Linked DNA regions of Mus musculus: region 2 is linked to region 1. A link is a loop called in an ENCODE intact Hi-C map of the cell type or tissue named here. Cell type or tissue: heart. All regions are shown on one strand. Links, peaks and the distances in the headings refer to the core of each region. The heading gives the core; the rest is flanking DNA.

What was found. Hi-C counts contacts between places; a loop is a spot of excess contacts. Peaks named below come from ENCODE experiments on the same cell type or tissue, not always from the same donor. Only the 100,000 strongest peaks of a DNase experiment are listed, where the experiment ranks them.
Region 2: a loop joins it to region 1, with 4 times the contacts of the local background. A loop is called at or near these places in 4 of 42 quality-filtered maps.

What each region holds. Positions count from the first base shown.
Region 1 is chr2:174,280,796-174,286,169 of GRCm38, forward strand. It overlaps Gnasas1 and a transcript of Gnas not described here. Among named protein-coding and RNA genes, the nearest start is that of Gnas, 14 kb to the right of the region's middle. In heart, for the core only: a CTCF peak has its summit at 3,390 (motif pointing left); no DNase peak of the experiment used is centred there; H3K4me3 peaks cover 2,555 bases; H3K27me3 peaks cover 2,255 bases.
Region 2 is chr2:173,558,665-173,564,038 of GRCm38, forward strand. No RefSeq gene overlaps it. Among named protein-coding and RNA genes, the nearest start is that of Ankrd60, 17 kb to the right of the region's middle. In heart, for the core only: CTCF peaks have their summits at 3,374 (motif pointing left) and 4,855; no DNase peak of the experiment used is centred there; H3K27me3 peaks cover 1,509 bases.

The DNA.
Region 1 (5,374 bases), core at 294-5,293:
GGTGGGGAATACTTCAAAGTCCCTCAATTCATTTCTCTCCAAAGGAAAGTTTAGAAAGCTCTCCATTTCCAAAAACCATGTTCCCCTCCAGTGACTGTCTAAAAGCCACGTTCGAGAGTGCTTGTGCCTGCTGGCCAGGCAGAGCAGAGCCCAGCCTCTATTGTAGGTCTGGTACCTGTAGCTCTGTGACGATAGCCTGCAAGCCCCCAGACTCATGTGACACACTGGTTCCCAGTATGTTGCTCTGCACATCAAACAGGTAGAATAGGGGCAATCCTCTCAGTTTGAAAAATAAAAGCCAAACAGACGAACTGGAAGAACTTTACCTGTGGTCTCACATGGTCCACGTCGCTGGCCAGCAGCTGCTGCTCATCCTCATTGACTTCCATCTCTCCACAATGCTAGGAACAGCGCTAGGTCATAAAAGTGACTCAATTCATGACCACTAAATAGCCAATTTTATTTTGTAATTTCCAAGACAGCTCCAGGAGGGGAGGCCCAGAGGCCAATGTAATGAATAGATGGCCCTGACTGACACCTTGGCTCCAGGAGTGAGAACGAAACTGAGGCAGAGTGGGAGGCTTGAAACCCCCACCCCCACCCCAAGCCCTCTCCTACAGCCCTGGGGGAGCAACTACAGAGGGCCGTGGTCAAACCTTGTCTTAGCTCTAGCAGTTTCACAAGCTCCATGGAAACCTCTATCTAACATGTAGTCATCTGTCCTTTGACTTAGCATAGCTCCTGCCGACGCCGAGTCCATTCTCCTTCAGAGTCCTACTTGCTAGAATATTCCTCCTTGGGCTGAAGCCTACCTGTACACAGCACCCATCTAGGCCCTCATTTTGCCCCCTGGAGCTATGTCAAATAACTAGTGAAGCCATTTCCACAGGACAGTCCTCTAAGCTCAAAAGAATCTTCTTCCCAATACATCCAAATAAGAACCCTTCTATATGATACTGTAAGCAACTGGAAACTGCCTTCCTGCCCAACTGGTCTAGAAGCCTCCTTCCTGAAAGTCTAAAGGTAATATATGACCACACTTTATTTACCTGCAAACACAGAGAACCCCTTGTACCCCAGCTGGTAACAACTGAGGTCGTTCATCACCTACTTGGCCCCTTTTGAAATTCACTCTGCAGCAAGCACTTTTTAAAGTCCTGCACATAATGCATTTTAAAGAGCATTTTCTGTGCAGATCCATTTGCTCAACCTCGGCACTAAGTGCAAGATGGAGCTGTCTTTTGGTGCAGCCCTGCTCCTCCTGGAGTCCGTGCTGAGCACGTGCTGAAATGAATTTGTAACTGTACAGATGACCGGGGCTCGGAAGCGTATGCTTTGTTAACTGTCCATAGCTGATTCAAACGCATCTTGCAAGAAAGAGCAGTGCTAATGCAGAACCCTGGTCCAAGATATGTATTATGTAATGCATAGTTTTTAATAATGTGGGCAGTCCTGGTGTTTCTGTACTAGTGCATAGGATGTGGGCTGCCATCTCTATCACGGGCATAAAGCTTTCCCCTGAAAAATGAGGCACTTTCCCACACACACTAAAAACCATCATCCACCTCACTGCTGACAGCTGGCATCAGTTTCCATCAAACGGGCATTTACCAGCACCCACAGTCCTGTTTTCCTCTCTCTGTGTGCCCTAAAATTGGCTAGACCAATGTCTTTGTGCTCCATATGATGTTGGCAGAACTGTTTTAACTGAAAAAAAAAAAAAATAAGGTTAAGTGTATGGAAGCGGTCGGACCCCTCAGATACCCCCATTCATCAGGGTGGAAAGGCAGAGATAAGGATCTGAGATCTCAACCCCAAACAGGGGCTCAAGAGTCACAGCAATGCACTAAGAGTCAGCAGAACATCTAGATTACAGCCACACATTTGTTCATGAGATCTGCTGATCCAACCCCACTCTATCTCACCAGCATTTAAGGCTGTACATGAACTCCTAGACCACAAGATGCAGCACCAACAGTCAAGACAGAGAGATTCTATAATCTCCAACCATGCAGGGCACCTAGGACCTAAGTCTGTGACACTGCATCTGGGAGCCTGACTCTGAGGTGCAAGTGTGTGAGGGTAAGTAAGTGACCTAGGACCAGCACCTGCTTCAAGACATAACTCACAATTCCACCTCCAGGAAGGAACCCTGGGGGAGCAGCTTGGAGAGGCAGCAGTACCTCTTGTGACTCTTCACATGGACTCAAGGGAAAAACAAAAAACCAAACAGCCCACCGTGTGACATGTGTTCCATGTAAAAAACAAATCAAAAAAACCTCAAAACCAAAAACCCAACAACTAAAACACCCTGCCAAGACTTCATGCATCCCTATAACACAACTCTGCTAGTGTTATGCTTTTTTTTTTTTAAGGTACTCTATATTTAACAAGGCAAAAGGCAAGATAAACGAGCCCCACACCCACTTCCCACAGGGCTCCATCCCCTCCTGGACCTACCTGAGTCCATCGGCTCTTCCAAGCGCGCTCTGGAACAAGCAGGTCGTTTTACCTTGTTCTTCCGAGTCCAACAGCAGGATCCAGTGGTCTCTGGCCGCCCCCTAGCCATGATGCTCTTGCTGACGTACCTGTTTTTCTCATGTAGCGTGAGCTAGATGAAGTAATGATGCTGGAAGAATGAGCTGATGCTCTGGTTAAGATATATTAACCCCTCAAGACCCCTTTCTCTAATCCAAGACCTGCTCCTGTTCCTCGCTATCTTCAGCACCTAGAACAGAGCTCCGCGAGTGCCGGGAACTCAAGTGTGTTGGTTGAACCCTCAGCTGAAATGCATGAGTCCGTGGCTCAAAGACTACCCTAAAAACCCACACGGAGAGCAGCAGTTGAAGGGCATTCTCGTGGATACTCACTCTCAGCTTCCTATGGTCTTCCAGCACACCTCAGTGGAACAGTGTTCACCATGAGCTGACTGTCGGCTTGCAAATTCCTACATCTACAGCCGCGGGGGGCGGGGTTGTTTGCCAGTGGGGTTCATACCTTCTTGGAGGCTGCTCTAATTAATTACAGTTACTTTAACAGCCCTGACAAAAGTAACCACCTTTGATAAGGTTAGTGTTTACTTGAGGCTCTGATCCTCAAGCATTCACGCTCTTCGGTCATTAACACTCATTCACGTACGGATCCTCATTCCCCTGAATATTTACAATTTTGCGTTCTGGTTTTCAATTGTTTGGTGGCTATGCTCATGGAGAAAAAGTTGAGGAGTGGGGACAACCCCCCGTGGGAATCTATACTTGGCTTCTAAAATCCGCTAACCTGTAGCTATCTTACTCCCTTCGCTCGCTAGACCTCGATATCCAGCCCCCCACCCCCCATGCTTTGGCCAAATCTACTCAAACAAGGTTCCCGCCTGCCACCTGCCGGCCCACTAGGGTCTGCGCCATGAGCTATGCGCCAACGCACAGCTCGCGGGGAGGCACTCCCGCCCCCAAACACCTCCCTACTGCACATGCCCGGCAGAAGTCCGCGCAACTTTATAGGGCCCCATTGCCCCATCTCTCCTCAGTCTCCTCTATCCTCTCCCAGACGAGAGGATCAGTGGAGGCACCTCTCGGAGTCTTAGACTTCAGAGTCTGAGACTTAGCGAGAGGAGCCTCGAGGAGACTCCTTCTCTCTTCTTTACCCATCCCTTTCTTTTACTTACAGCCACAAGCTGAGGCGCGGAGCTTTAGAAAGTTCGCAGTGGTTTGAAGGTAGGTACATCCCTTCTTTTTGCCCCGAGGCGAGATTGGGGTCTTCAGACCCCAGCTTCTCTCCTCATAAGGTTAATCCTTTTCGGCCCCAACAGTCCTTGCGCAGTGGGGCCACTCTCTGCAGAGCCAGAGGGTGAGTCGGCTTCTCGGTGAGCACCTAAGAGAATGGATCGCAGGTCCCGGGCTCAGCAGTGGCGCCGAGCTCGCCATAATTACAACGACCTGTGCCCGCCCATAGGCCGCCGGGCTGCCACCGCTCTCCTCTGGCTCTCCTGCTCCATTGCTCTCCTCCGCGCCCTAGCCTCTTCCAACGCCCGCGCCCAGCAGCGTGCTGCCCAGCGCCGGAGCTTCCTTAACGCCCACCACCGCTCCGCTGCCGCTGCAGCTGCCGCACAGGTACTCCCTGAGTCCTCTGAATCTGAGTCTGATCACGAGCACGAGGAGGTTGAGCCTGAGCTGGCCCGCCCCGAGTGCCTAGAGTACGATCAGGACGACTACGAGACCGAGACCGATTCTGAGACCGAGCCTGAGTCCGATATCGAATCCGAGACCGAAATCGAGACCGAGCCAGAGACCGAGCCAGAAACCGAGCCAGAGACCGAGCCAGAGGACGAGCGCGGCCCCCGGGGTGCCACCTTCAACCAGTCACTCACTCAGCGTCTGCACGCTCTGAAGTTGCAGAGCGCCGACGCCTCCCCGAGACGTGCGCAGCCCACCACTCAGGAGCCTGAGAGCGCAAGCGAGGGGGAGGAGCCCCAGCGAGGGCCCTTAGATCAGGATCCTCGGGACCCCGAGGAGGAGCCAGAGGAGCGCAAGGAGGAAAACAGGCAGCCCCGCCGCTGCAAGACCAGGAGGCCAGCCCGCCGTCGCGACCAGTCCCCGGAGTCCCCTCCCAGAAAGGGGCCCATCCCCATCCGGCGTCACTAATGGGTGACTCCGTCCAGATTCTCCTTGTTTTCATGGATAAAGGTTAGTTGCCCTGACCAAACTGGGGTCCCTGAGACAGTAGGGTGGGAGGAAAGAGACAGATGGGAGGCAAGGTGGGAAGGGAGCGGTGCCCATTAATCAGCCCGAAATGCACCCCGGAAAAGGAGAGAGGGCTCTTCAAGTCTCTCCAGGGCACCCAGGGGCGCTTGGGAGGCCAAAGGTTTGTTGGACGGTGAGGCATTTCTGGCGCCTCGCTGGAGACAACCTGAGGTCCCCGAGCTGATACCCGGTGCGCAACATTGAATTCGGTGTGCCACACTGAATTCCCAGCGCGCCCCAGGTTTGGAGTTACATACATAAACGGCAAAGGTAAGTCACTTGTTTTCTATGTTCTCTCCCCTCCTACAGAAGTTAGTCTTCAGCAACGGAGTTGGCTTTAGGTAGAGCCCACTGGGCTCGATATGGAGGTGCACGCACCAACTTTGGCGATCTGAGACTGCTGCGCCATAGCTACAGTATTGCAATGCGCAGAAAGTAACTGCGTTTGGGATTGGGTGACAACTCTGGAGCCTAAATCGCACGTGGCATTCAGCCGGCGCGGAGCCTGGAAATCGGGTACCGGCATGGCCAATTTGGGGCCGCGGGACCCTGGAGCCAGTGCCTCCCCCCACGCCGTGCAAGTAGTCTTGGTTAATACCGCTCACCTCTGGAGGTTCGAGGAGGCCTGAGATCGT
Region 2 (5,374 bases), core at 252-5,251, 720 kb before region 1:
AGAGTTGGCTGAGAGGCAGCTAGGTGACTTGAAGATTCAATGTTGCCCTGTAGGGTCCCCCACACCCCCTGCAAATTCATGGTTCCACCTCTGTACAGAACTAGGCCACACAGAGCCTCTCTCCAAACATCCCAGTGCCCCTAACTGCATTCCCATCTGCCACAGGCTAGCCTTGACCTCTGAGAATCCAAGAGAAACGGGAGTTCTGCAAACTCTGAAGCTTGCACGTCCATCTGGCCACAAGCTCTGGGAAAGGGGATGCACACTAGCTCTGGCCCCCGCATGCATGTCCTATAGCATCAGTGTTACTGGCTAAATTTGATCCTTATCTCTGTTCTGGACATGTGAAAACAGGATGCTGGGATTCTTGTTCCCAAAGAACTTGAAATTCTTTGCTAAATATATACATTGATGTATAATATATACAGCAAACGATGCCAGGCAAGATATTTTTTCCCCCTCAAAGGGATGGTCACAGGGTCTGAAGCGACCCAGGAGGTCAAAGACTTCCCTCTGGACCTGACTCTGGCAGCTGTTAACAGTCATCTTCTCCAGCTCTAATTCTACACTTCCTGGAGGGGGGATAGCGCCCCCGCCTCATACACCATCCAGAACCTTTCTCAAGATAAATCACTCCCGACTATGACGGCGGGGGTTAGGAAGATATTAAATTATCTGGCGTCTCTGTGTTCTTCACTTCCTCCCCTCGTGGGCTTGGAAACATCTGGAAGAGAAGGGCTGGGAGCATCTTCAGGACTTAATGCCTTTGGGACAAGTCCGGTGAACAAGGCAGGGTGGTGGGGGTGGGGTGAGGTGGGAGTGGAGACTGGAGGGAACTGCAGAAGTAGCAGCAAGTGTGTTCTGGAGCTAGCCTAGGAAGAGGAGGCCAGGCTACACCTCACTCTGAATGGAAACTCAGACACTGGAGTGGTCTCAGGATCCCAAGGTGAGCACCCATAGCTGTGAGCCATGTGACAGCCAAGCATGCTAAGACCACCCCCCCACCCCCCAGAGACAGACTACCTAAGTGCCCTAGGCACAAGTCCACTAGAGTCAGACACTGGATTCCCTCCACTGTCCTTGTCCCTCTGCCCTGTGTTCACATGACTCAAGCCAGCATGAGTGTTGGATGTTAACCACTACCTTCCACACCCATACACACATCTGAGAGTGCACACAGGAATACGCACAAGCTAAACAGAACTCTGGGTCCATTGACAGAAATCACGGGCCAACAGTTGCTCATCTAAAGTGCACAATCTAGAAGTTTCTAGACTGTTGTGCAACAATCACTTCCATTAGACACCCCAACATGTGCACCCTGCCCACGGGCTACTTGAACTCACTTCCTACCCTGCCTTTCCTGGCAGGCCTCCCCACTGGCCACCGGTATTAAGTTCCTGTTGCTGTGGGTTTTATTTGTAGCTCGTAACTGGGTTTGACCCATTCACTTAGGTTTAATTAAAAAAAAATTTTTTTTTTGCTTTCTGTGGGTAACTAATATTCCCCTGTATGAACACCTCAAATTGGGTGGCTAGATTTTCTGATCATGTAGGCAAAGGTGCTACAAACATGACCGTATGTGCCTTTCTGTGTGGAATTATAGCTCAAGTTCTCTCTGGTATGTACCATGGAGTGGGCTTGAAGGGTCTCACAGTATTTCTGTGTCCGACATCCGAAGATGTCCCAAGCTCTTTTCCAAAGAATCTCATGGCTCATTCCAGCAGAGCCTGGCCAGACTCCCCCACCTGCCTGCCAATACCTGCTGCCATCTGTCCTTTGACCTGAACCCTCCTTGATACCACACTTTGGTGCCTTGCATCGGCTCGTCTCTCCTCTGGCTCACATATATCCTCCCCAAGCCTACGGAGGATGGGAGTGAATCATGGTGACTTCCCATCTGGGTCAGGGTTCAGATCCATGTGCCCATGTAAGTGGTATGTGGGACACTCCTGTAAACCCTGCTCTGGAGCGATAGAGACAGGAGGAGCCCTTGCTGGCCAGCCAGTGTAGCTGAATCAGCAAGCTTAGGCTTCCTTCGCTTAGAGATTCTCTTAACAATGTTGTGTTACATTATGCGTATAGGGGGCAGGTGCGGGTGCACACAGATGGAGCTGGTCAGAGGACAAGTTGAGGAAGTCAATTTTCCCTATGCGTCGCGTGCGTCCCAGGGATCAAACTCAGGTCATCATGCTTGGCAGCAAGCTCCTTTATCTGCTGAGCCACCTCAGCAGCCCAAAGGCGAGAAAAAGATAACTCATGTCCAGCATGGCCACCACACACACCTGCACGTGCACACTCAAGCATGAGCACACACAGAGAAGGCTATATGAAGGGTGGAGCAGGGGTCTGGCGAGGGCCAGGATGATCTAAAGAAGCCATCTGGCTGGCTTTGTCCCTGGAAGAGATGGCTGTGAGGTAAGGAAGGTGGTGACGGAGCCCCAGTGGGCCCCAGCGCAGGAACACTGAGGTAAAACACGCCTCTCTCGTTGCTGGATGGCAAGCAGAGAATCAGATACCTCCTTGACCCCACCGCCACACAGGGCACTTGTCTAACCTGCTGGCAGCTGACGCTCTTGGCCTCCAGGTGGACCTTCTTTTCGGTTCTTTTCCAAGAAGGACTCTGCCTGCAGGTGGGAACACACTCTACGGGCCATCTCAGAACCCCAGCCAGAACTTCATGGTGCCGAGCTGGATGCTGTTCTGAAATCTTTGCATGTGGTTCTGCGCGTGCGTGTCTTAGATCACAGCCAGCCCTTCCGTGTACACGCATGGTTTGCACTCAGCTGAGGAGCAAGGCTTGGCCCTGGAGGTGCCTTCCCCTCTCTTGTTGCATTACAATGCCCGTTACAGTTGAAAGGTCTTAGGCACCCCTCTGTTTGGAGGTCAAAATGTGGATTTACAAGCCAGGCATGGTGGCGCACACCTTTCAACCCAGCAATTGGGAGGAAGAAGCAGGTAGATCTCTATGAGTTCAAAGCCAGCCTCGGCTACATATTGAATTCCAGGGCAGCCAGAGCAACATAATAGTGAGACCCTTACATTTTTTTTTCTCTTTTAAAGCTAGCTACCTCTTACCCTTAACCCTGAGACCATGATTCCTAAGCCCCTGGAAGGCCATTAAACTGGAAGACATGAGTCCAGAAGGAGTCAAGTACCCTGGGCTACATGAGACACTATCTTAAGAAAATACAAATTTACATGTTTTAAAAACTATTTTTCACCTACGCAAAGATGAAAACAGTAGGTAATAATGGGGTGGGGAAACCTGAGGCACAAGGTTCTAATGCAGGGAGAAAGGGGGATTTGGCTGGCCTCCAGTCTCTGGCTTGGAATCCATCTGTGGTCTCCAGGCGACACCTGGTGGTAGCTCCATCTCCAGCCTGCAGTCGCAGTTCCCAATAGCACTGCCTAGCAGAAGCTAGCTCTGAGCTGGTCTGGGAGGGGCTCCTTTCAGAATCCAGGAGTTGGGGGCTTTTAAAAGTTCTGGAAGCTTTGGGGTCTGGTCCCTGTCACTGCACCTGTCTTAGGCATCTCAGTGGAGTTGTCTGGGGAGTCTGGGCACATGTCTGCTCACCCTTCAGTCCACACTGCATGATGGTGCTCGGCCCCACAGGCATGTCTAAGGAAACCTGACTGACCTGCTGTGGCATAATGCTTATGCCCCCTACCTCAATGCTCTGAGTGCATTCACTGTATACGGCATTCAAAAATACCTTGGAAGGGCTCATTGTCAAAATTCCCCAGCTTTGAAGAGCTATGATGGGACAGGTCTTTTTCCTTTCTTCTTCTTTGTGTGTGTGTGTGCAAGAATGTGTGTGGGTGTGCGTGCATTGTATGAGTATATTGTGTGACTATTTTGTGTGTATGTGAGCATATGCATTTGTGTGTGCTCATGTGCATGTGTGGGTATGTGTCTGTGTGCATTGTGTGTATATTTGTGCTTGTGTGCACTCCTATGCATGTATAAGTGTACATGCATGTGTGCACATATGTGTGTGTGCATGTGTATTCATATGTGCAAGTGTGTCCTTCTGTGTGCAAACATGTGTAAGGTGTATATGTATGCATGTGTACACACAGACACACACACACACATCTGTGGAGGGCAAATGTCCACAGCAGTGCCTCTCCTCAGGCTCCATCCTCCTTGTTACTTGAAGCAGGAGCTCTCACTAGCCTACTACAAGTAGGCTGGAATGGCTGGCCCACAGACCCCCAGGGGTCCAGTCTCCAATAGGCTGGAATGGCTGGCCAACAGACCCCGAGGGATTCAGTCTCCACCAATCTGGCTTTTTGCTTGGTTTCTGGGAATCAAACTTGATCCCCAATACAGTGTGGATGGACCCAGGGCCTCAGCCTCTTTAACATCATTCTTTATGCCTAAATCTACATGGACAAACATACACAGGGTGTCTCTTGACAGTTATAACTTGGGGATCAAGTAAATATTTCCAACCCTTAGGGCCACATCCCGGGCAGTCCCTTGGCTTGTACTTACAGTATACAAGACAAGATCAAGTCTTTTTTTAAAAACAAACAAGCAAACAAAAAACCCACCAGGGTCTCATGTAGCCCAAGATGACCTAGAGCTCACCGTGTAACTGAGGATGTCCTTGAACTTCGAATTCCAGCTGACATCCACACCCAGTTTTTGGAAGGCTGGGAATTGAACCTAGGGCCTCACAGGTATTACACAGTCAACTAAGCTACATCCCAAGACCCTCAAATGATTTTTTAAATAAAAACACGTGTGTGCGTGTGTCCCTGAACGTGTATGTGCATGCATGTATGCCTTTGTGTGTGTTTACGTACTGTCTGCATACATCTACGGAATATGCATGCAGTGACCACAGAGTCCAGAAGAGGGGGTCTGGAGCTGAAGTTACAGGTAGGTTTGAGCTGGAAAATGAATCCTGGCCTTCTATAAGGACTGCTAACACCCTTAATCACATCCCTCCAACCCTGTATGGTCTTTCAAAAGCTGCAAACTATGCCCCCCAACATACCCCGTGCTGGGCACAAGGGATACTCAAGGCCTTATCATCCAGGCCTGCGGTTTCAACATATATAAACATCTTATGCTCTGGGACTTCCACAAAGCTGGGGAGCTGGGTCTAGACTGGGATTTGGACAGGAAATGGTGAGTTATAACCTTGCAAGGATATGGAATTCTCTAAACATCCCTGTGACATTTCCCAGGCACACACACACATGCACTCTGGAGCCCCAGATGTTATTGGTATTTTTTAATTTTTTCCGTTTTAAATTTAGAACATATAGCAACCAAACAAGTCAAGGATGATGCTGTGGGAACACAGGACGTGATTTCCTGGGGCAGATGGGACACTGGGCTTTCTTGTTCCGTGGCCAG